6 separate regions of the Mus musculus genome follow, and regions 1, 2, 3, 5 and 6 are each linked to region 4. Evidence: chromatin loops called from intact Hi-C (ENCODE). Cell type or tissue: left cerebral cortex. All regions are shown on one strand. Region 1 overlaps Mfge8 (milk fat globule-EGF factor 8 protein). Region 2 holds the start of Gm39040 (a long non-coding RNA gene). Region 3 overlaps Mrps11 (mitochondrial ribosomal protein S11). Region 4 overlaps Abhd2 (abhydrolase domain containing 2). Region 5 holds the start of Abhd2 (abhydrolase domain containing 2). Region 6 has its middle 10 kb from the start of Isg20.

Region 1 (4,000 bases), 210 kb before region 4:
CCTTTCTTCTTTTCTCTTCTTTATAATATGCGCCTGAGAGTTTAGGCACCGTATCTATTTATCTGTGTGTTAGCCTGGGTTGCTGTAGAAGCACTGCATGTGTGCAGTACATGGAGGCCAGAAGAGAGCACTGGGACCACCCGAACTGTCCTTCCTCGTGGTTGTGAGCCACCTGATGTGGGCGCTAAAAACCAACCCAAGTCCTCTGGTACAGCAGCAGGTGCTTTGAACTACTCAGCCATCTTGCCCGCCCCCTTCCTTTCCTTTCATTTGCTAATCTCACCTCTGACTCCCTAGAGAGAACAAAAGTAAAAGTTTCATGAGGTCAAAGGTCTCACTTGTTCTTTCCTGGGATCTAAGTATTTAGGGGAAACTTAGTAACTGTCTAAATTAAACAGTTAATTTACCCAAGACACTGTCTGCTAAAAATAACAACCCTGGTCTGGGAAGCCTTGTGAACTCCCAGGACACCTGGGCCTCACCCACTCACATGTACAGTGCACAGACACACAGACACACACACACAGACACACACACACACACATTTGCATCATCACTCTCCAGCTAACAGCCTGGATTACAGAGAAAGGTGGGAAGGAGGCAGAGGGCACAGCTCTTCATTCTCTGTTATGACTCTCAGATTGCCCCACCCCAAGATTTAAATCACTCAGGACTACACTATCCTGGCAACTTAAGAGAACCAGAGGCCTCAAGCCAGCAGTGAAGGCTGGGTGACCCCAGGGAGCAGTGGCCAAACCAGACTGAGTTCTGTCCTTTGCCAGATAAGGAGTCACATGAAGCAAAAGGCAATGGCCCTGGGAGCAGGATAACCTTCCTGGCAAAAATCAATATTCTAAAAGATACTTGTGTGTCTCTCTCTCTGATTATCAGACTACTGAAACAATGGCTGCCAACAGATGCAAATATACCCAGGAATCCCGTGCCTGGAGAAGGGGGAACCTGCCTCCCTGAAGGTTTTATACATTCTAACAACTTGCCAGACCAGGATGAGACAGAAGCCCAGGCAATGATGAGTCAGCAGTGGGCGGGACAACAACTCAGGACTGCTTAGACATGCGTGTCCCTGGCCCTCTACTTAAACTTTCAACACAGTTCAGGACCCCAAAGATGGACTTGAAGAGACTACTGGATCTGTGTCCATCTTCCCTTATATGTCCATATTCCCACGTTTGACCATTAATTTAGTTGTTTCAATTGGCTTCTTGAGCACAAGGGCCAAGTTTGACTTCTTACTGGCTTAACTCTATACTTTTAAAAGGGAAGGGAGTAGGCTTGATGACATATGCCTTTAATCCCAGCACTCGGGAGACAAAGGCACAAGGACAGCCTAGTCTACACAGTGAATCTCAGGACAGCCAGGGCTATGTAGAGCGATCCTATCTCAAAACCAAAACAAAACAAAATAGACCGGGGCTTGGGTGTGGCTCAGTAGTGGCACCTATGGCTAGTATTCACAAACCCCTGAGTCGCTAGCACTTAAGGGGGGAAAAAAACAGTGAGACCCAAAACTCAGCTCTAGGTGGTATCTAAAATGCAGAAACAGGAAACAGTGCCATTGAAGGGAAAGAAGGCACAACCGACTATTCCAAGTATTCTGGCTTCCAGCGGGTCTGGGGCGAGCTCTCCAGTCCAGCAGAGCCAGCCCTGTAGTTACCCCATGTGGCCAGCAGGTGGCGCCATGGCTGCAAAGAGAAACCAGCCTCAAAAGAGACAGTGGGGCTTTAACTAGATGGCAGGATTGGTCAGAAGGTCCACTTCAGAGAGTAATCTCCCTGGTTCAGCAGCAAATCTGTCCCTTTCTAGTCCCCCTGTCTGTAGAAGCACCAAACTCCAAGCTCGATAGTCCTAGAAGCACCTGCATGCTGACACAACGCAGGTGGCAGACGCAGGGAAAGCTCTATGCTTGCACCTCCCGGCTGGGTATCTCGGATGAATAATGCAGCCAGGTGTCCTTCCATCCATTCATTCATTCATCCCTCATCAAAGATTTACTAAGCACCCACGTGTTTGAGGCCCTGGGAACACAGCAACAAAGAAAACAGACAATCCCCCTGCAGTGGTAGAATTCACTGCCTATTCTAGAAGCACCAGGAACCAAAATAAGCAGAAATACTGAGATGTGAAATGACCATCCAAAATGCCCAGAGCAATGGACTGGCATGGCAGACAGCACATAACTGGAACTCCCAGGCGGGACGCAAGGGGTCAGTCTCCACGGTAGCCCCTGAGCAGCTCACAACATCAGAGGAAGCTTCATCTCGGACTCACCGTGCAACTCACAGCCCAGGAGCTCGAAGCGGAGGGTGCAGCCGCGGTGGCACGAAACAGGGTACAGCTTTATGTACTGTGCCTCCAGAGTCGGGTTGAACATGTTAACCTTCAGGCTGTTGTTGTCCAGGTTACCCAAAAACTCCTAGAAGAGAAGGGGGAGGGCTGGAGGAGGAAGCGCGTTTGCCTCTTCCCCTTCGTGCCTGAGAGGCCATCAGTGGGTGGAAGAACAGCCTCCACCGAGCCCACATAGACTGAGCCTGCAGCCCTGGCTTTGACTGTCCACCACCACCATCAGAACAGTGTCCCTGTCACCTTCTTCTTGGTCATCGCAGGGCCTGGGCATAAACTCCAGCTCACGTGGGGCTCTCTAGAGGGCCTCTCTCTGTGTACATCCTCCAAAGACTTTATGAAAACAGCAGTACAGAACTGTGTGGTATCTGTGCTGTAAACGGTGCCCACTTTGTTAATTACACCTTCACAACTGTACACTGTAGCCCTGAAATGTTCAGAATGGAGCCCAAATCTACCACAACCACCACCGCTTCCAGGGCAGGGCACTACTACTCTGAGCCTCTATCGGGTGAGACTGCATCCTGCAACCACAGAACATCAACATGATCAAGGTCTATCCATGTCTACATACCAAGGGACACTGGGAGATTCACCCCAACCCTACCACTCAGGCTTCTCTTGCTTCTCAATCAGTGCTAGACTTTTAGGGGTCCTGACTTTAGACTCCTCTCCTTAGACCCACCTTGTCTCCACCGCTTTCATCCTGGATGAACTCAAACTTGCGTCCGTCGAGGCTGTAAGCCACCTTGAAGGTCTTCAGGTACTCCGCCCTCCCGGCACGGCTGGCACCCTGCGTCATCACACCTGATACCCGCATCTTCCGCAGAAGGTTCACCTGGACCCCGAGGCAAGAAAGATGGGTCTCCTCATCATCAAGTTCCTCCCAACCAAACCCAACGGGCTAGCTCACTGGGTTCTTTCTCCAAGGGGCTGGTTTTTCTCCCGAGGTTCTGGAGCCTACGCTCTGAAAAGCCCAAGTTCCAAGACCCCAAGAGGCCTATGGGTGCCAAAGCCCCTTTATCAAAGGCCATCTCCTCTCATAATTTGCCCACTGGCTCCAGGCCCAAGGCTGCCCTCCATATATAGACACATCACTCGTGGTCACCTCTCTTTGTGTTCCCTATCACCCTACCCTATGTTCTTTCCTACCTGGATCCAGGGCTTGCTATCATAGTTGCTGGCTGTCCAGGCATTGACGATCCCTGTGCGGTACAGACGAGCCAGCTCCGGGCCCCAGCGCTGCAAGCCCATGAAACCCATATACACAGACGAGGCGGAAATCTGTGAATCAGCAATGGCGCCCCCTTCCATGCCCAGCTGTGTAGAACAACCTGCAGGGAGACAGTGACCATCGGGAGCCTAATCCAAAGTTCCACGGCCCGGTTATGTCCACGGGACAAGAGGAGAAAAAACAACGTGGCCTCTGATGAGGACCTAGAGACAGAGAGAACCTCAGACCCTCACTCAGAGCAGATAACACCAAGGGACACCGACAGCAGATGGAAGAGAAGACATCACGGGAGACACGGGAGACAAGGAGCCAGCAGAGTTAACTCACGGGAGGCTAGGTTGTTGGAAAGATCGGGGGTGGGGGCCGGGGTGGGGACGGCAGTATTGGGGACGGCTGTGGTGAACA
Region 2 (4,000 bases), 100 kb before region 4:
CTGGCCAGTCGTCACTGACATCATCTGATATTCTAGTTCTGCACAACAGCTGCTCCTGAGAGTGGGTGTCCAGTGTTTGTTTGTTTGTTTGTTTGATCAGAGTTGGGAAGGAGATGAAGAGAGTTCGAGACTCTCAAAGAAGGGTTTACAGGTTATCGGCAGAGTCAGAAGCAAAGAGGATCAGACAAGGAAGGCGCTACCCGGACACATGGGCACAGTGTGAGCGGCCAGGAGAATGCACAAAGGCTTGCCGCAGCAAGAGAAGGAATGCGTGCAGATACGCTGGGGCCCTGTTAGAGCCAGCCCGTCCCCACTGTCTTTGAAGGGTCTGCTGTTCATCCCAATGCTCCACAGACCATTCTTTTGACTTAGACTCCAGACTCCCTGATGCCTGGCATCCTTGCCCCATCCCTGACAGGTGACACGTCTGAGCAGTTGTCCATTTACGCAGCCCCAGAGAACCTAACACTTGAACATGAGCCGTGTATGACCCTGTAGAAAATACAGATGAGGCAAACATGAAAATAAAGTCGGGACAGTGAGATGACACAGTGGGTGAAAAGGTGTGTCAGGCAAGCATGGCTGTCTGAGGCCAATCCCTGAGACCCACAGAGACCCATGGGGGAAAGCTCACCTCCGAATGCATGCATATCACACACACACACACACACACACACACACACACACACACACACACCTGGGGGGAGAGAGAGAGAATAGATATGATAAAATCCAGGGGAAATAGGTCACCTGTAACCCCCTCAATCTGAAACAGCCACTGCTAACATCCGGATGGTCACCCCATCTGTCTTTTATTCTACATAGACATTTTTATTTAAAAAGCAAAAGCATTTCTGCTGTTTTAGAACACGTCTCTTTTCTGAACAGCTTCCGATAAACATCGTTCCACACTATTTTTGAACATCGCCATTATTTGTATTGAGAGTTCCATTAGTGTGGGGTGTGCTCAGTCACTCTGTGGCTGGCAGTTTCTGCCCAGGGCTAATACACCTACTGTTCAACCTACCAATCCTGCTTTTAGGAATTCAGCTCACAAAAGGAAAGCACTGGTTTCTGATAACTTATTTTTAGAATGTCTATTGGGATCCTATTAATAATAGCAAGAGGTTGGTCATACAGTTCAGTGATTAAGAGCACTGGCTGCTCTTCCAGAGGACCCCAGGCTGCTTCCCAGCACTCCGCTTCAAGATCTGACACCCTCTTCTGACAGGCTTATAGTCCCAGCACTTTGGGAGGCAGAAGCAGGTAGATCTTGAGTTCGAGGCCAGCCTGGTCTACAGAGCGAGTTCCAGGACAGCCAGGGCTATACAGAGAAACCCTGTCTCAAAAAACAAAACAAAATAAAACAGACTTTGGCAGGAACTTGAATACTTAATGTCCCCCATCTCCCAAGACTGAACAGAGCTATGAGTCCACCAGTGTGCCTTACTGCTGAGTGACCCAGAGTAAGTTATTTTCCTTCCTAGGCCTCAGTTTCCTTGTCTGTAAAATGGGAGTGAGAACAATCTTCCCATCCACCAGAATTAATAACATGTGGACAATGCCAGGAAATAAAGAAAGTAGACATTAAATTTTTTCAACTCTATAAATCCTATATGTAAGAGATACAATTTAAAATAACATTACATGTAAGGTAAGCATGGTGACAGAATCCATTACATCAGCACTTGGGAAGTAGAGGAAAGAGGATCAGGAGTCCAAGTTCATCTTCATCCACACAGCAACTTTGAGGCCAACCTGGAGTACATGAGACCCTGTCTCTAATTAATTATTTATTAGTTAAAAGTAAAATAACAATAAAGTCAGTTCTACCCTAGAGCTGTCCCCTCCGCCCCCACCCTCACCCCCCACACTCCTCAGGTCAGTTCTCCTTAGCTGCTCAGAGTTAATTCCCATCTCTAAATTATTGAGAGGGACAGGAGTGGGTCGGGATGGAGGCTGGTTACCCTTGGGGCTGCTGGGAAGTTGGGGGCCGGACTCTGAAGGGGCTCTGGGGATTGGTCATCGCCGTTAGCTAGCAGCTGACATTTTGTTTAGAAGCATCTGTAACGAAAATATATTTTTTGCATGAAGACTAAAAAATAGACCTCTAAATGTAGCCGGGGCCATGTGATCGCGCAGCTGCTCGACCTAAGCGGCAGGCTTCCGTTCCTGACGCCATTGCCTCCCTGGCCTCAGGGTGGCGCTGCTCACTCTCCAACCTCCCTGCTGCTCTGCTGGGAAAACAGAGGGAAGTTTCCCAGTAGACTATCCTAAAAGCGGAGTGAAAAAAACAACAATAAAATCAACAACAGTAGTATATTCTGAAGGCACCATAAATTTAAAACGTTGTTTATCCGTCCCGAGTTGTTCCCTGCGGTTCTCGGTCCTCTCTCCTATCCACCAGGAATCCCACATCATGGGCTCCCTCACTTCCAAGTGCTACTAGGACAATGGTCAAGCCATGAACAAAAACGCAAATAAAGACTCAAGGATTCCGTGTCTACAGGTGTTTGTTATCAATTAAGACAATCGGCTGCTAGGTGAAGAGAGCCCATCCTTCCATTATGACATGCATACTCCCGCGACCAACTATGCTGAGCTCAGTGTGGTGACATATCTGTGGTGTTAAGGCAGGATGGTCATGAGTTTCAGATCAGCATGGGCTGTACAGAGTGAGACACTGGATATAACCTCTCCCCCCCCTCAACACACACAGAGAGAGAGAGAGAGAGAGAGAGAGAGAGAGAGAGAGAGAGAGAGAGAGAGAGAGAGAGAGAATGTTGAGACCTAGTTCCAAATGAGTTTCTGTTTGGTTGGTTTGGTTTGGTTTTTCGATTTTTCAGTCTTCTTGGAGATCCATATCACTGATCCTTCCTCTCCCATCCCTATCCTACTCTACTTGTCCCAGACTATAAGGAACCCCAAATAACACAAGGATACTCACACCTGAACATCCAGGCTTCCTCCAACAGTACCCTTTACCTCCCAAAATAATCACCCCTTGGACCCAGGTCCAGATCCAGGTCCATCTTGGGAAGATAGGCCCAGGGGAGATGTCTTTGTAGGCCCAGAAAGGACCTGTCACTGAGGCAGAAGTTCTGAATCTGGCTTTCAAGTGAGTGCAGCATATCCCCTCCCACAAAGTCATCTGGGGGCCTCACTCACTCTAGCTTGGGGATGGGGTCAGGGAGAGGAGGCACCCACCCCTCAGAATTTCCCCTAGACACCTGAACTCCTGGGATTCTGTGTGGTGAGAGGCCACACCTCCTCATCACTCCCCCTCCCCCTTCCTGCTTTGGAGCCCCCTTCACATCCAGTAATTGGCACCAGACAAGAGCCAATGCATTGGCCAAGACCACAGCTGCTCTGGAAGCCTTTTTCTCTCTCAGTCCTCAACAAAATGTCCTAAAACCCAGCAGCCTTACGGTCTGCAGAGGTCCACAGTAAAATGTGGGCAGAGGTGTCCTTTAAGGGCATAGAGTGTCATTTCTCTCTCAGGGGACAGATAATTTTGGCCTTAATGCAAGCCTTCATCTGCTCCGTCTCCAGCTGATGGGAAGGCAGGCTCCTGAAGCAGCCCCAGTGAGAGATAAGAGCTCTTTGCCTGAAATGAAAAATTCATGAGGGAAGGCTAGTGCTGGGACACTTGGGTAGCCTCCAAGCGACCGACGGACTGTGCTTGTGCTCCGGGGAGGTGGTAAGGAACTTGAAAAAAAAAACAAATGGAAGTTTTCTTTCCTCTCCAGTATCTCTCCTCCTGCTTCCCGTCCATGTGGCCCCTCTCTTCTGCCTTCAGCCACACCTCTTTAGTTTCACCAGTGTCCACGTGCCAAGGCAGTCAGGAAGTAGGGTGGCCTCCCCACCCAGACCAACCACATGGTATTCACCCAACATCCTCAAAACAGCCATCCTTGAACTTTAGACAAGCTGGCTGAGCCCTGGCCACCTGTCACCCCAGACCTGGAAGAAAACCAAATTGACTATTGTCTGTGCCCCT
Region 3 (4,000 bases), 560 kb before region 4:
CTTAGAAATCCATCTGCCTCTGCCTCCCAAGTGCTGGGATTAAAGGTGTGCACTATCACTGCCCAGCTTAAAGTCAGTCTTAATTACAATTTACCATTTTAAAGCAAATTAGGAAAAAGCTTCACTTACTTAAAATAATTTTTGGTCAGAGAATAGAATGTCATAAGCATTTGAATTATAATAATATTATAGGATAACTGGTTTTGTGGGATTATTTTGAGTCTTTATGGTTACCTCTGAAATGATAGATACTAGATTCGCTTCAAAACAGCCCATGGATGAGGGCATGTAGCGGGTTTAGAGGAGACACTGTATTTGGATGTGACGGTCATTGTTGGAGCAGAATGAGGTAACAGGTCTCTGGCATTTATTCATAAACTTTTTTAAATTACCTTATTACATGTTTACTTAGTTGTCAGGAGTGATCATAAACATGAGGTGGTCAGAGAACAATTTGCACAAATTCTCTCTTCCCACCGTGTGGGTGCACCTGTAAGCCATCCCTCACACACTCTTCTTTACATTGTTGTAGTGGAAGATACTCGAATTTTCTCAGCATTGTCTTTTTAACAGTTGCCTAATGCAACGCATGTAGGTTTTTATAAAACACCAAGCGATGTCACATCAGGGAAAATGCTGCCCCAGGGAAGGCTTCATTCAGGAGGAAGTGGTTCCTTCGGGTGACGCTCCCCTGTTGGGTGACGCTCTCCTGCCCTTGGATTATGGCACTCCCCCTAAGTGTGTGATTTGCCCATCTTCCTTTAGCGGAGGAAGCTAATGACCTTTTCTTTCTCACTGTGGCTCCTAAGGACTTTAGCAAGCTCCCTTCCTTCCTGAGCAGTACTAGATCTGTGTGCCTCCTTTTCCCAGCACACAGATCCAGGTAGTCTCTGCCACCAATGCGTCCCTGGCCCGCGCCTCCTGTGGCACAGAAGGCTTTCGCAATGCCAAGAAGGGCACCGGCATCGCCGCACAGACAGCAGGCATAGCTGCCGCAGCAGTAAGTACCTGACTACGTGGCTCCACTTTCCTTGTGGCTTACAGTGGGGAAGTCTCATTAAACCAGATTCGGAAACCAGCACATGCCAGTGTTTGGGGGCCTCTGATCTTTGCCCACCCCTGTTAGATGCCCTGACACTGCCGCTGCTTTAAGAGGCCTTTGTAGAAAGGTTACCAACTTTCTCTCTCAGCTTCAGTGGAGAAGAAAGATGTCATTTATGTTCAGAGGAATAAGCAGAGAGCTGAAGGCTTAGGAACCAACACTCCCTCCATGAAAGACCACTGGGCTGTATTCTATTCAGGAAGCATGTCTTATAGCACGGGTCCCAAAATGACGTCATAGATCTTTCTAGAAGCAAATCAGGCAGCTCCATTTCAGACACTTCATTAGTACCCTGTCTTCAGAAGAGCCTGCTATTAGCCACTCTTTCAAGAGACTCGGATGCTGGGGATTGGTCAGAGTCAGGGAGCCAGTTGAGCTCTCTGATGTGAACCCAGATGGGCCTTGAGCCAGAGCTGCGTGTTTTCTGGTATAGCAAAGACCACAGATGTGTGCACTCTGACAAGCAGGATACTTCCTGAAGGAACACCTTGACCTTTAAGCTAGACGTAAGGCAATCTTTGACTGCTATGAGTAGTGATCACCAAAGCACAGAACGATGTAATTGCCCATCAGACCATCAGACGGAGCATAGTCGGCTAAGCAGCACATGCCAGTGTTTGGGGGCCTCTGAGTGGTAGCTCTTGAGTATCTTCCAGGACCTGTAGTGAATGTGTTCCTAATCTGGACACATACTTAACTGTAAAGAAACTAAATCCCACTGTCTAAGTGGGCCCGACCTTGATATCCATGGTGACACCTCAGCATTTGGAGGAAAACCAGGCAATATCTACAAGTGTCCATTAGATGGCAGTGCAGTCCTGTCACCTTCGTTCCTTGGCTCTGTTCACTAGCATCTACCCTTGTCCACTAGGCCTTAACTCCCTCTGTGTCTTCTGCCTCACTGTTTGCTTCTGTCATTGCCCTTATCCCATGAGTCCTGGGGACAGTAGCCAGAGACTGGGCTGCAGCACTGTCTCAGGGGCATTGACACTTGCCTCTCTCCAGAAAGCCACAGGAAAGGGAGTGACCCACATCAGAGTCGTAGTGAAAGGCATGGGGCCAGGACGCTGGGTAAGTTACTAGCGGTTCTCCTGGGGGGGGGGGGGGGTCTGTGTATGTATGTCTGTGTGTATCTGTGTGTCTGTGTGTGTGTGTATGTATATGTATGTCTGTATCTGTGTGTCTGTGTATGTGTGTGTGCGCACGCGCGTGTGCATACACGTGCACACCTGTTCTTCAGAGTCAGGTATAGAGATAGAAATGTCCCTTAGTGAGTGACATGGTATTGTTTAAAGTTCCTTTCTGTTCCTGTGATCTGCTAATCCCCGCAGAGCAAGCCTGGGTCATGGATTAATTTATTACCTTCTTGGGTCCCAGCCCCTTGGATGGAAAAGTAGTCTCTGGGGGACCATCTCAAGCAAGTCCTCAGCACAGACAGTGAATGCGATGGAGAAGGGTCAAGGCGCTGGGCACCTTGAGAGGGATTCTGAGACCAGTGGGGCTAGAGCTTCCTCCAACAAATGACATCTCTCTGACTTTAAAAGAACGAGATGTTGGGGTGTGAGTGTGTGTGTCCCAGGAGAAGAAAACACTCCTGTAAAGCTACCAGAGTGCATAGATAGAACCTCTTTCCAGACTGTAAAACACAAGGTGGAGGCAGGGGGCTGGAACCGTAGACATCAACAGTGAGCTTCCATCCTTCTCGAGCCCTGCCTGACGATGGCGGTCATCATTTTGAAGCCTGTGCCTTTTGCCTATTTCTGATCTTTCCAGTCTGCCATCAAAGGACTGACCATGGGGGGTCTGGAAGTGATCTCAATCACAGACAACACCCCGGTCCCACACAATGGCTGCCGACCCCGGAAGGCTCGAAGGCTGTGACGGGAAGGGAGCCTGCACTTGGACCTGGCCTCAGGTCTTGACTCCTGTGGATCCTACAGAAGGCCCACTGTGGAAGCCGCTGGAGCCGGCTGTTCTCGAGCCCTCCTTGGGGAAACACTCCTCTCCTCGCACCGAGGCTGGAAGTGCCAAGCTGGCCTCTTGGACATGAGGGAGTGGGAACCCCAGGCCCACTGTGGCCAGCTCAGCCTCTGCTCCAAAAATAAAAAACTATTCTCTGTAGTAGCTGTGAGTTTTTGTTCCCAGTATTACAGACTTCTGAAAGATTGTGAATAGAGGTGTGCCTGGATAGAAGGGCTACGGTGTAAAGTGGGCTGCACCCCTTCTTCTCACACTGCCTTTAGAGCCTCTTAATTGAGGTGGCCAGATCTTGTCACAGCCAACAACTGAGCAGTTAGCCCGGGTGAGGGGAGAACTTTTTGCCATTCTCTGGAGTCTGTTGGATCTCACAGCTGCTGGGCATGTTTAAAGTTAGCCTAGCAGAGTGTGGGTGCTCTCAAGCTCACACTTTCTGGGACTGTTCATCCGTCATACTCCACGAACTTTGCCAGTCCCCAAATCCAAACGAAAAGTATCTCAAAAGTAGGCTGTAGGCTGGTGGAGTTTTATAAAACAGGATTTGCCAGGAAGAAGCGTGAATAGCACTATGAATTGTGCTGGTATAGAACCTAGGTGGGCCAGACAGATGGGCACAGCTCTGAAACCCCGAGTTGCCCCTCAGCCAATCATGCATCACCATGGGAGGCCAGGATAGGGGAGACAGCTCTTCCCAAGCCTCCCAGCTGAGAGCAGCAGATACTTAGCAGGAAATGCCCACAGCATAGTGCCACTCCTTCCAGGCAGGGCTTCGACTGGGCGGGTGAAGCCCTGAGCCTTCCCAAGCGTGGTAGAGTGAGGCCCAGAGCTGCCCTTGGGTAGACAGGAGGGGCTGTGTTGGAGCTGGAGAAAGGACAAGACTACCAACATAGAAGAAATGAAGGGAAAATGTCTCCCTGCTCC
Region 4 (4,000 bases):
TGTCACTAAGAACATTTGTCTGAACCCTGCAGAGCATCCTGGGTGTCCCTGTAGACTTGGGGTTCATCTTCGTTCTGTCCCCAGAGTTGTCAAGAAGGTCCGGTAAATAACATCCTCTGGGCTCTTCACACCATGAATCATTGTACACAGGGGTAGAGCGCCCCAATTTGTAGCTAAGAAGCTAATCAATCCTCAAAGGGCTTAACTCTTGCTGGTATTTATATCTGTCTGTGCATGAACATAGCTGCTTAACGCTCGCCCTGAAAATCTGTTTGGATGCCCAGGAGCATCTAACCCAGTAAATCACAACCCACCTTTAAAAGAGCATTGCAAATGTATTTGACTTGTGTTGTACGTCTGCTCACAAACACTGCTAATGCCCATTTTTTCTCTAATTCAAGGGAGCATCTCTCTCTCACATAGCTAAAAAAAAAAATGTCTGCCTACCTGCGTTTTCTCAGCACACATGCACGCGTGCCTCATTCTTCAGTGCATGGGCACCCAGTTAGCAACACTCCAGCTTGCATTTTCTTCAGTTTCTGTTGTATTGGCAATGGTCAGGTGACCTCTCCTTTTGCCCACAGGCTGCACGTGGGAATTTGGAGCCATGGTGAACTACATCAAGAGGACATATCCCCAGACCCAGCTGGTCGTCGTGGGCTTCAGCCTGGGTGGTAACATCGTGTGCAAATACTTGGGGGAGACGCAGGCAAACCAGGAAAAGGTCCTGTGCTGTGTCAGTGTGTGCCAGGGGTACAGCGCACTGAGGTGAGTCATCCAACACACACACAGAGACACACACACACACACACACACACACACACAGGTTTCTCCCCTTGGGTCCTTCAGTTGACAGTACTTGTTTATAGAGCTCGCCCAGGACAGCAGGGTCCAGGGAGCACCTTGCAGACTGAGCAAAGGTTTCCAACACTTAGGCTCAAATGGGTTTGCCTCCGTGTCGTCCTAGGGCTTGTTACACCTGAGGTCTGTATAGTACTCTAGGATCAGGTCCGTAATCGGATCATCAAAGTGACTGCTGCTTCTCTAGGGAGTCTCGGATCGTGTCTGAGTTTCCAGAATACGGCAGGACTACGAGTTAACAAGAGAGCACAGCAGACAGCAGCATCCGACCCCCTGGGCCTTGTGACCCCCAGGTCCCCCCATCCAGTGGAGGCTTTGAGTCTCAGATGGTGTCGGAAGCAGCTTGTGGAAATCTCCTCAGCAGGTCCTCACCTGAAGGATTCTTCTCTCAGGCATCCCAGCCATCCTCCCAGAGAAGCCGCGGGAGCAAATACCTCAGCCCTTAGTCTCCAGTCAGCAGACACGCTATACAGGATGAGGTCATGTGTGAAGTGCTCAGCACAGCACCCAGCCACAGAACGGAATTGTCGGCTGCATCATTACTGTTCACTGGAAAATTAGAGAGGGTGGGTTAGGTCAGGGGATCCCAGAGGCCAGTCTGGTGAGCCATTGGCTGTCTCGGTTCTTTGAGAATCGCTGGGGTGGCTGGCAGAATGGCTTGGTGAATGAGGGGCTTGCTGGGTAAGTCTGATCCCCAAAACGCAGCTGTCCTCTGACCTCCACTGTGTGCCATGGCATGCTCACCCCCACACATCATCCTGAACACACAATAATAACAAGGAAGGTTTAAAACAGAAGAGTCGCTTGAGGGGATCATGCTAGAAAGAAGCTCAGCCCGGCAGAGCCCCACATCTGGAAACTCTAACTTGGTAAAGCCTGGGAATTTGCCTTCCAGACCCGTTTTGTAGATGGTCCCACGTTAAGCAGTCACTGGGTGTGGTGACCTGAGCAGTCTCTGAGCTCTGGCATTCTAGAACTAGGTTAGCCTCTTGGCCTGTAGATGGCTGAATCCGTATTCCCTTTATCTTGGCCCAGTGAGAAATATTCAACTCCCAGATCATGTCACAGAGATCCAGAGCTAGCCAGAATCTGTCCTGCCCAGCCTGGATAAGAAAAGGATACTCAGGAGGACAGACAGCCTGCCACCTGACCCGAGGGAGCAGGGCCTAGAGATGTGGGGTCCTCCCTGCCTTTACCTGACAGCTGATGTGACAGTCAGCATCCTGTCATCTTTAGTGTTAGAAACCACTAGATTCCCTCCCTGACTTCAGCACCAGGGAGCTTGCTGTAAATGCTAACCTAGTGTGCACAGAGCACTGGGCTTTATAAATAGGAAGCTTGTGACAAATTTGTCCTCTCCTCCCTCCCTCCTGCTCAATGCCCCAATCTTACAAGCACAGGCTTCCTCGCATTTTGCAGCAATAGCGCCATCTGCTGTCAGTAGATGATCAGCACAGTGAACAAAGTAAGGGGTTCAAATAAGATTGAATGCAATAGGAACCTAGGATCTGTGAAATGCGTCTTTTTCCACTCCTTCCCTGTTACCTCTAAGAGTTACATACAGTTGCCTATTGTCACATGAGCCCCGTGCAATGGGGGGTGGCGGGGGGATGGAGTAGGCCGATTCTTTAGTACGTGGTTGACCTATGGCTGAAGCCTGCGTCTGCCACATGGGATGTGGCAGCTCAGAGAAGTGCCTTCTCACCCGGATCAAGCGGCAACAGGGGTCAAAGGTCAAGAGGGGAGGAACCAAGTCGAGTAGCAACAGGTTGTGGCTTGATGGTTAAGAAGAAAAAGGTATTAGGCACGTGTTCCTAGTGGCCCACCTGTGATGATCTTTCTGTACCTGTAGAGGTCCCAGGCACGACAGTGGCTTCCGACCTCCGAAGGTGTGTTGTTCTCCACTGGAAGCCTCAGCTTTTGGTTTCTAAGCACATTACACCTTTATGCTCCCCACTTTTTAAAAAGAAAATCTACTGGAGCAGATCTCAGCAAGCCAGGTGGGCGTCAGGCGTGCTGCTGACAACCAGCTGTGCCTTTCTGGCCTTGGAGGCTTCCTGCAGGGTCGTCTTCAGAGAGACTCTTGGCTTCTCCCCGGATGTTTGAATGCTACACATCAGAGCTGTTATCCAACATGAGAGTCAAAGCCAGCCTGTACTTCCCACAGAGCCCCTCATGCCCGTCATGGAGTCTAACTTTCTGTGGTCCCCGCAGGGCCCAGGAGACCTTCATGCAGTGGGACCAGTGCCGCAGGTTCTACAACTTCCTCATGGCCGACAACATGAAGAAGATCATCCTGTCTCACAGGTATAGGACCCTCTCCTCTGTCTCAGGTGGTACCTTGGTACCTCCCACTAAGACGAGACAAGGAACCTCTCCACATACCATCTTCACCCAGTTGAAGTAGTCCTGAGGTGGCCTGTCACTGTTTAGGTGGCCAGGACTTGGTCTTTGCGGGAAGCTCAGAGCAGAGCATCATGCCGCCTGCTCAAGGCGCAGGCCTTGGGAGCAGTGGGGAAGACACAAGAGCCTGCCAGGGATGCCTGTGATGGTTTTGTTTTCACTACTCCCATTGTAGTCTTTCACCCTCCTCCCTGGCACTTCCCCTCCTCTCTAACTAGACTGGAGCTTGCTCCCTTTGCCTCTCCACGCCTCTGTCGTTGTCAGCGGCTGCTCCCTAGGCCCAGCCCATTCCTCAAGGCCCATCTCAGGTCTCCCTTCTCCCACCAGGCTGTCTTCCAGAGGCTCCTAGGTCTGTCCTGTACTTCAGGGGTGTTGGCCATGCTTCTCCTCCTCCTAGATAGAACCTGGTACCCAAGGAACATCAAGAAACAGACTTTGGAGGGGGCTTTTGGCATCACCCTAAGAAAAAGGCATTCTAAGTGGTCAATTTCTCAGTCCTTTTTATCTGTTAGTTGGTTTGGGGGATGTGTGTGTGTGTGTGTGTGTGTGTGTGTATGTGTGTGTGTGTGTGTTTTAGATGTGAGTTCACTATGTTGACTGAGTTGGCTCTAAGCTCTCGAGCTCAAGCTCCTCCTGCTGAACCTTCTGCACGCCAGGCCCACAGCTGGGCACCCCTGTGCCCACTTCATCTCCTCCCTCCACCCTAGTGTTTAAAACACCATTGTCTAGCCTGGCC
Region 5 (4,000 bases), 76 kb before region 4:
ACGTGTGCAGCCCTGTGTATAGCCACCAACCAACTCTATTTAAAGGGAAGAACCAGAAAGCTGTAGCTCAGAACCAAGTGTGTGCACCCACACACGCACACACGCCTGCACCCACAGTCATGAATACAACTCTCTCGACTGGCAGCAAATCTATTTATATACATCCCCCATTTTTAAGACTTTCGTTTTAATCAACAATTGTGCATACTTACGGCTCTCCAACCACACGATGCTTTGGTACCTGTGTATTAGTGAGGTGACTACATCCAGTTGGTTAATATCCTTATCTGGTGACAAACCCAGAGCTCATCTCTCACGGTCTAAACCATCTCAGCAGAAGAGAACTCATGACCATGGGGGAGGTTGTTTCTTAGTGAAATCCTTTGCTACCAAAGCCTGGCCTTCTCTTTGTCAAGAGAGAGCAGATTACAGAGGAATAAATAAATATTGAGGAGAAACTTTATTGAGGTAACATGACAACTGGGGGAAAACCGAAGAGCAATGGAGCCTCTCCTCCTCTCTACTGTCCCACAGTTATGGGTGCTTTGAAAGGTCTGGGGTTCAATGCAGTTCCAAGAGTCTTTCCGTCCACACTCTGGGGTGTCCCATACCTTCAAAATGAGAAATGGGGGAGTCTGAGGGATATTTTAGAGGGACTTCTGGATCCGCACTAAGTAGCCTTCAAAGGCTGCTACTTGCTCACATTGCTTTGTTTGTTTGTGACAAGGCCTCATTGTGACAGAGGAGGACTCATTATGTAGCTTCAAAGTAAAGCAATCCTCCTGCCTCAGCTTCCTGCTGGAATAACAAACAGGAGACCGGTGCTGGCTCCTCCTCCTTGAGTTGGCTCATGCTTTCCTTGTCGGGGTCCGGAAATGTATTAAGAGAAAATTTAACATTGCTTCAAATCTAAATTCCTTCCTCTGGCTATGTGTTCCTTCTGTCTCCTGCCTCTTCTCTTGGAGCCACACTGCGTGCCTTGGCAGTGTGTCGGTGGCTGCCTCACTGGAGCTCCCTTTCGGGTTGTCAGTATTCTCTCCATCAGGCACGTGCCGTTGCGAACAGAGCCTCAGGTTCACAGAATGGTAGAACCCAGTCTAGGTGCATGGATGGAGAGGGTGAGTGATGAATAGCTAGTCTTGATAAACGCCCGTGGAACACCACGCACTGTACTGATCTTCTATCAGCAACCAGCACTTACCAAATATAGTCAGTGAGAACTCTAAAAGGCTAAAAGGCACGGCCAAGACTGCAGTCTGACTTCAAAGGTCACTTCTTCCAAGTGGCCTCCAACCACAAGGGCTGGTTAAAAGCTGAAAGATCATAGGGACTGTAACAGGTCCATAAAGTCCTGCATGTTCCCACCCACTTCCCTAGCTGAAAGAGGTCAAAGGCTGCTGCCTCCACCTCTTTGTCGCCTCCACCTCTTGCTTTCTGGTTTAGTGACTCACCACCTCTGCTCTACTAAGTTAGGACTCCACACTTCAAACACCTACGTCCTGAGCTACAGGTTCATCTTCCTGGGCACACCAGTGCTGAGAACCCCACGGCTGGGCTATCTCTTTCCCCAGTTCATCTCTATAAGACTCCGGACCTTTCTGCCCCAGAACTCAGAAAGCCATCACAATAGGCCCTCTCCTCTACTCCGTATCATCAACCATCAAACATAACCCATCCTTTAGCCGGCTCCCCTTATCCCGCCCCTCGGGGAGGACCTTACCCAATAGCATCTAGGCCCACTGGCTAAAGACATCAAAAGTAACCAATTATAGGAGAATTGCCCGCTAAGAATCTCCGCCTCCACCTTGAGGAGCAGTCCTACTGACCAATGGGCCACCATATAGACGCAACAAGCGCGATGAACAAATAGAGTGGCGGCTGGGTGATCCAATGGACACTGGGAGAGCCTTGCTTGGGGGCGTAGCAGAGGCGGTCGTCAGGGGCGTGGCGGCAGTTGCCTGGGCGGGGCCGGTAGCGGCGGGAGCTGCGCTGGCCAGGGGTTCCGGCTGTATTTCTATGAGCGCAGCCGGCAGCTGCGGAGCTGCGGGAACCGGACTCCGGGCGGGTTGGACTGCTGGAGTCAATGAGAGAAGGTAAGACCTCGGCTGGGCGAGTTCCACCAAACAGGGATCGCGCCTTGGATGCGTCGGGCCAGAACCCCGAGTTACCCGGTCCCCAGCGTGGCTCGGCCCATCGCGCCGCAGCTTGAGTGCTCCGGATCCGTGGGGACTGTTTGGGGGACTGTCACCTGGCACTGCGGGGATCTAGAGGGCCAGCTTGTCTGATGACGGGGCAGCCCAACCCATTGGTGGGATACGCCTTCCTAAAGGTCCTTTGTCCTCTCCTGCTCGAGGAACCGAGGTTGGGGACAAGGCCGACGGAGGCCTCCTGGCTGCCATCCCTCGCTCTGATCAATGCTGAAGTCTTGGTCCTGGGGGAGGTATCTGGCCGGCCAGACTCAGGGTAGAGAGTGCAGGATGCTGGAAACCTGAAAGGGCCTGACTACAAGCCCTTTCGATGGGCCGATGCATTTTGGGATCCCGGGGCTCACCTACGACCGATGGGTTCAAGTTGTAGGGAAGCAATTTTTGACCTACTTGGAGGCGCACTTTATTGAGCTTGTGGGGCAACTGTTCTAGGTGCTTCGTGGGCTTTCCCCACAAGATCTGTCCAGCAGCGCCCCGGGCTGCCTGCCAGGCCGAGCAGCCAGAGCATCGACCTTGGAAGTGCCTAGCCAGAGGCCAGATGATAGCCACCTGTCTGGGATGCTTAGGAAGGGGAGAATTGTATGAGCCATCTGTGAGGCCCTTCTCCATCCACCCATGCACTCTGAACAACATTTATTGACTGTATCGAGGATGGGACTTACCGGAGTTGGCTAGATTCCAAGGGGATGTTGAATACACCCATAATGATCTTTTTTGAGGTCTTAGCTCTCAAATGCATGTGTGCATGCCTGCGTACAAATGGAATAGATTATATTGAATGCTGAGTTAATCAAGTGGTTCACCTTAAGTGCGCAGTTGGGGGTTCCACTTTCTGGTTCCTCTTTTGTGGTGCCCTCACCTCCAGCTGGTCAAGTTTTACCTGGCCCAGAGGCAGGTTCCAAGAACAGGCTTGGGAGAGATTGCAGGATTGGCAGAGTCAACATGATCTGTGCCCAGAGCTTTTCAAGGACCATTGGGTTACAGTCACACTAAGCAGAATGCATTTCCCCTCCTCACTGCCTCCCCTCATTTGCTTGACTAGGAAGGACATAATCCTCTGAAGGTCGGGAAGCAGAAGAAATAATTATAACCCGCTTTACCCAGGTGAAGATAAATGAAGCTTTGTCCGGGTAGGCAGCCAAAAGCAGCTCAGTCCACGCTGCTGGCGGTCAGCATGATATTTAGAAGCCAAAAGGCTGATGCTCATCTAACTCTTCCCCCTTATTGTACGGATGAAGAAACCTAAGGCCTGGGGTAGTCACAGCTGGCTGGTCATCACAGGGTCAGGACTAAGAGTTGTTCCATCCCTTGAACCCTAGGTCTAGGCAGGACATGATTTGAATTCTACTTCCGGCAGAGTTCTCATTCTTGAAGTTCTAGATGAGTCCAGAGGGGGTAGAAGCTCAGACTTTGGCATCTAAGTGCTTGGGTTTAAATCTTCGTTCTGCCTCTTCCTAGCTGTGTGACTTGGGGCAAGTTATCCAACTTCTCTGTATCAGTTTCCTGGCCAGTAAGGCAAGGAATGATGCTGGTACTTTGGTTAAAAGATTAGAGAAATATGCGCTATTGGGACCACTAGAACAGTGCCTGGCGTATGGTCACCATAACAGGTTTGCTAAATAGCGTGTGGTCGCCTTTCCATGTAACTTTCCATTATCTCCACCACCCAGGATTTTTTTTCACCCTTAAACACCGTCTAGATTTTAACATGATCTTCATAATCCCACCACATTTTAGTTCCCACCTTATACCCTCCCTGAGACACCAGTCATCCTGAAAGGGATTAAAAGTGA
Region 6 (4,000 bases), 430 kb before region 4:
AGGTAGAAGACAGAATTTATTGCAAAGCAAGTGCCATCAAGGGGGTGGGGGCAGACAATGGCCAAAGAGACCAGTGACTGGACTTACACACCAGGCAGGCTTGGCGTCACTTCTACAATCCCAAGAACAAAGCCCTGGCATTCCTTTGAGGCCTCTGTTCCAGTCCATGGTGTTTCTCTTTGGAGCAGCTTGCTCTGATTTCCAGGAGGAGGCTCAGTGGTGTGTGTCTGGAATAATGTGGTTTTTCCTTCCTTACTAGAAGGCTCCCCTTTTCATGAACTTCAGGACTCCGTGGAGCCATTTCAAATAGTTAGGCTGTCCAAGGGGGTCCCAACCATGTGACCACCGATACCCAGAAGTCCCTGTCCTTTGTTTTATAGGCTGCAGACTATGAGGCAGGCTCCAGCGCCTAAGCTTTCCAAGCCTGTTAATATCTAACTACCTAACAGAGGCTCCAACCCAGACCAGCAGAACGGGAAGCTACTGGGGACGCTCAGTACCGACTGCATACTGAGTGTGAGCACTCTGTACTCAAGTCCCAGGGTCCCTCAGAAAGCACCTCATGGCTTCACACTGCAGAGGACCAGGCTCACACATAGAGCTTGAAAACAAAACAAAACAAAACAGACACCCCATGTGACCCGACTACAGGAGTCGGGTCCTGGATTAGTAGATCTGCAGTGGAACACATGGGTGAGAACAGTAAGCTGCCTTTGACTCTAATGGGCAGAGACCTCCTTACCCACGCTTGGCATTTCCATCCCAAAGGGTCCTGGCTTTGAAAAGGACTGCTTGAGTGACAGGCAAGTGCAATACGCAGTTACAGTTGACAGCCGGCCTCAACCCAGGAAGCTTGGTCACCTTTCTGGCCTCTTCTGCCTGGAGTACCCATGCAGAAGGAGGTCTGAGGCCCTACAGGTTGGATCCTAAGTAGTCTTGGTTCGAAGATGAGGGGCTCGTGGGAGGAGTACTGAGGATATGGCTAGTTTGTGAATTTGGCATGAGCAAGGCCCTGGCATTGATCCCCAGGACCGCATAAACCAGGCATGGTACTGTATATCAGGAATCTCGGCACACAGGAGGCTGAGGCAGAAAGCTCAGAAGTTCAAAGTCACCATTGGCTACACAGCAGATTTGAAGTTAGCTTAGCCCACTTCATACCTGTTGGGGTCCAGGAGTCGCTCACAAACCACATGAACACCAGTCTCAGTCAGTCAGGGATCCTTTACTGAACGTTCACTCCAGGACTGATCGATCAAGGGCACAGACCAGACTCAGGAGCTGGCTGCAACCATGAGCCAGGATCCTACAGATCTTTTAAGACTTGAAATCCACAAATATCTGCGCCAAGTTATTCCACCAATCAGGATTTGGTGACAGGGGATTTCCTTAGGAACACAACTTTGTTGTACACGTATCCTGTTGTCACTTGGGGTATTCAACTGTGGCAGGGGACCTGCCTTGCCTAACATTCATATCTTAACTCACCAACCAGGATGCCAGTTACCCACATAGAGGTCTCTTTCTGCCAAGTAGGATGTCAGTTCCCAGGGAGGCCTTGGGAATTTAAACTTTATTTGACTCCTACTCTAACTGGAAGTTTCTTATATTGGTGCTGATGTCTCTCTTATGCTGGGGTCCGTCGTCCCAGAGGCAGCTTATAAAGACAAGAAGCCATAAAGGTTTATACATGGGTACAGGAAGTGCTGCCTGGTGGTTGGTTCAGGTCCAAGATCATTGTGGCTAACTATACAAAGCCGTTCTAGCTGACTTCTGTTGCGATTTGGTTTCCAGGAACACCAAAGAACAGAACAGAATCTGCAAACAAGCAGAGCATGAGAAAGTTTCCGAGTAACAGCACAGCAGAACGTTTCCTTGTGCCATGAGTAACAGCACAAATGGCAGGTCAGACAGGTAAAAGTTACCTAGGCCTTAACAATACCCTGTCTCAACACAACACAAAACACAGTTCAACAGATAAAGTTAGGGTCTGAGGGATTCACGTCTGGTCCCACCTCACCCCAAACCTGAGGTGTTTGACTGTGGCAGTGCCTGCCATCTGTGATCCTGAGCTCAGGGAACTTGGGGACTTCCTCCCAGGATTGGAGAGTGCAGTTTATATTCTCTGGGTGCGCTCCTCACCCCCATGCTTACTGCTCTATTGTTTCCTATGAACTTCCAAAATCGACGGATTCATCTACCCCATCTGGCAGTCGATAACCACTAGGTGGCAGTCATGAACCATCAGCCTAATAAGGCTGCCCTGAAGGTTGGAAGTCCAGTGGTGGGGAAAACTTTAAAAAAGCTTGGGTGCTGGTCAGGGACTGCTAGTCTTAGTTTCAGAAAGGGGCTGAGAGCTGGCCCAGGTCCAAGATGGCTCCAAGCCCTCCAACTCAAAGCCCGCCATTCTTTCAGTGGCTTCAAATTCGTTTGAATGGCAGGACAAACCTAGATTCTTAAAGGACTGCTCTGACTAAATTTCCTGCCTCAGGCTGAGATGCTTGGATGCCCTGAAGCCTAGCTTGTTACCAGGGGTACTAAACCCACGGGAAAGCCTGCATCTTGCAAGGGGCCAGCTCCTTATTCCCAGCTGTCCTGAGGGGACTCTCTGGACAAGCCTGGGGAAGGAGGAGGATCCGAGTCAGCACCCGCTCTGAGGGCCCGGATGGGAATGTCCCGAGACTGGCCAATGGGAACAGCGTCAGGGCTGCCTCTGGTCTATCTAAAGCTGCACTCTGCCTGCCAGCTGGCTCTGGCCTCCATTCACCTGGCGCTGTCTATCCTGGGACTGGAGGGGCCTGATGACAGGTGGACCCCTAGGTTATATAGTAGGGATGGTCCCTTACCACTTATGCTCAGGACCCAGTGACAAGTCTCATCTCCAGATGATTTTCTGTCTCATTCTTCTGCCCCAAGTCCTTGACTTTCTAAACTGTGTCTCACAATCTTCTAAATGTTTTTACTCTGACCCCCTGACCAACGTCCCATCATACACCAAACCCACTTTGCCCACCTTCCTCTGACCCCACACATATTAAGTTCTTTAATCAATGGGGTAAATCGGGTAACAATTTGGACCCCTCTCAGCCAGGAAGGAGAAGTGTCCCCTGCATATCTAGGGCTGGTGGAAGGATAGTTGGCATCAAGGATGAGTCACCGGCTGCCACCTAACCCTGAAGCACAGAGGAAAACTTGGGGAGGTATTGGAAATAACAAGCTAGAAATGACCCTGCCTGGCTGAACACACACCTGAGTCACCTCTGACTCAGACCCAGACTGCAGGTTGCCTGCCTCTGGCAAACCCCTGCTTCTTTGCTCCTCCAGCCCAGCAGCTGAATGGGAAAAGCACTCCCTGCTCGCTCATCCACCTAAGAACCTTCAGCACCCCCAGGTCCCTGCCCTGAAAATGTCAATGACCTAGGCACCACAGTCCAGCATCCCTGCACCATCCCGCCCTCTTGGAGGGTGTCAGCCAACTCGGCCTGGTCCGGCTTCCAAGAGTGGGAGCCAGTGCTGCCCAGCTTCCTGCCCAGTGGTCTGTGGGCTGTGCCAGCTTCATGGACAAGGGACTTACTCACCCTCGGAACAATTTCTCCTCTATATGGAAAGAACATATGCTTTTCCTGCTGTGGGATGAGAAAGCTGGAGGGAAAGGCAAGGCCCTGGCCCAGCCCCAGCGCTTTCCTTTCAAGCCACATGTGTTTCGTGGCAGAACCTGGAGGCCTCTGCTCCAGGGAGGCCTCAGGAACAAAGTCTAAACCCAGGACTGCAGGCGGGAGGTCCCAGCCCCTTCTGCTGCCCCAGTCTCTATATCTGAAGCTAGATTCAGTCTTTGCTCTGGGGCTTGGAACAGGTCTGCTTGTCTGATCCCCAATCTATGTCTTGTAGATCTGGGGTGGAGTGGGAGTCCTGAATGAGGGCAGATTTAAAATAAGCATTCTTTCTATGGAGTTAGCATCTTTCCTGCATGGGACATGGAATGGCTGGAATTGTTCAGTAC

The links. A loop is a pair of places that touch in the nucleus more often than their neighbours do. Peaks named below come from ENCODE experiments on the same cell type or tissue, not always from the same donor. Only the 100,000 strongest peaks of a DNase experiment are listed, where the experiment ranks them.
Region 1: it touches region 4 in a loop (7-fold over the local background); 34 of 42 quality-filtered maps call a loop at or near these places.
Region 2: it touches region 4 in a loop (10-fold over the local background); 37 of 42 quality-filtered maps call a loop at or near these places.
Region 3: it touches region 4 in a loop (3-fold over the local background); 4 of 42 quality-filtered maps call a loop at or near these places.
Region 5: a loop joins it to region 4, with 3 times the contacts of the local background. A loop is called at or near these places in 4 of 42 quality-filtered maps.
Region 6: it touches region 4 in a loop (5-fold over the local background); 21 of 42 quality-filtered maps call a loop at or near these places.

The regions. Positions count from the first base shown.
Region 1 is chr7:79,139,356-79,143,355 of GRCm38, forward strand. It overlaps Mfge8 (milk fat globule-EGF factor 8 protein), which reads right to left. Exons shown (of 9, transcript NM_001045489.1): 4 at 3,514-3,695; 5 at 3,047-3,199; 6 at 2,290-2,434. Among named protein-coding and RNA genes, the nearest start is that of Mfge8, 7.7 kb to the right of the region's middle. In left cerebral cortex, a CTCF peak has its summit at 1,689 (motif pointing right); a DNase peak (open chromatin) is centred at 1,693.
Region 2 is chr7:79,244,295-79,248,294 of GRCm38, forward strand. Gm39040 (a long non-coding RNA gene) reads right to left here and starts at 3,278. Exons shown (of 3, transcript XR_882241.2): 1 at 2,109-3,278; 2 at 1,648-1,758; 3 at 1-492. In left cerebral cortex, a CTCF peak has its summit at 2,184 (motif pointing right); a DNase peak (open chromatin) is centred at 2,188.
Region 3 is chr7:78,789,767-78,793,766 of GRCm38, forward strand. It overlaps Mrps11 (mitochondrial ribosomal protein S11), which reads left to right. Exons shown (of 6, transcript NM_026498.2): 4 at 871-1,000; 5 at 2,108-2,173; 6 at 2,876-3,222. The coding sequence ends at 2,983. Among named protein-coding and RNA genes, the nearest start is that of Mrps11, 8.6 kb to the left of the region's middle. In left cerebral cortex, a CTCF peak has its summit at 1,909 (motif pointing right); DNase peaks (open chromatin) are centred at 1,907, 2,933 and 3,514.
Region 4 is chr7:79,347,676-79,351,675 of GRCm38, forward strand. Abhd2 (abhydrolase domain containing 2) reads left to right here. Exons shown (of 11, transcript NM_018811.6): 6 at 585-768; 7 at 3,076-3,168. It overlaps Gm24224 (a long non-coding RNA gene), which reads right to left. Exons shown (of 4, transcript XR_003946649.1): 2 at 448-1,410. Among named protein-coding and RNA genes, the nearest start is that of Gm24224, 4.2 kb to the right of the region's middle. In left cerebral cortex, a CTCF peak has its summit at 2,299 (motif pointing left); a DNase peak (open chromatin) is centred at 2,253; H3K27ac peaks cover 3,160 bases.
Region 5 is chr7:79,271,247-79,275,246 of GRCm38, forward strand. Abhd2 (abhydrolase domain containing 2) reads left to right here and starts at 2,020. Exons shown (of 11, transcript NM_018811.6): 1 at 2,020-2,093. It overlaps Gm31510 (predicted gene, 31510), which reads right to left and starts at 1,783. Exons shown (of 2, transcript NR_169073.1): 1 at 1,721-1,783; 2 at 446-611. In left cerebral cortex, a CTCF peak has its summit at 2,491; DNase peaks (open chromatin) are centred at 2 and 1,852; H3K4me3 peaks cover 2,566 bases; H3K27ac peaks cover 3,711 bases.
Region 6 is chr7:78,922,253-78,926,252 of GRCm38, forward strand. No RefSeq gene overlaps it. Among named protein-coding and RNA genes, the nearest start is that of Isg20, 10 kb to the left of the region's middle. In left cerebral cortex, a CTCF peak has its summit at 2,233 (motif pointing right); DNase peaks (open chromatin) are centred at 2,230 and 3,638.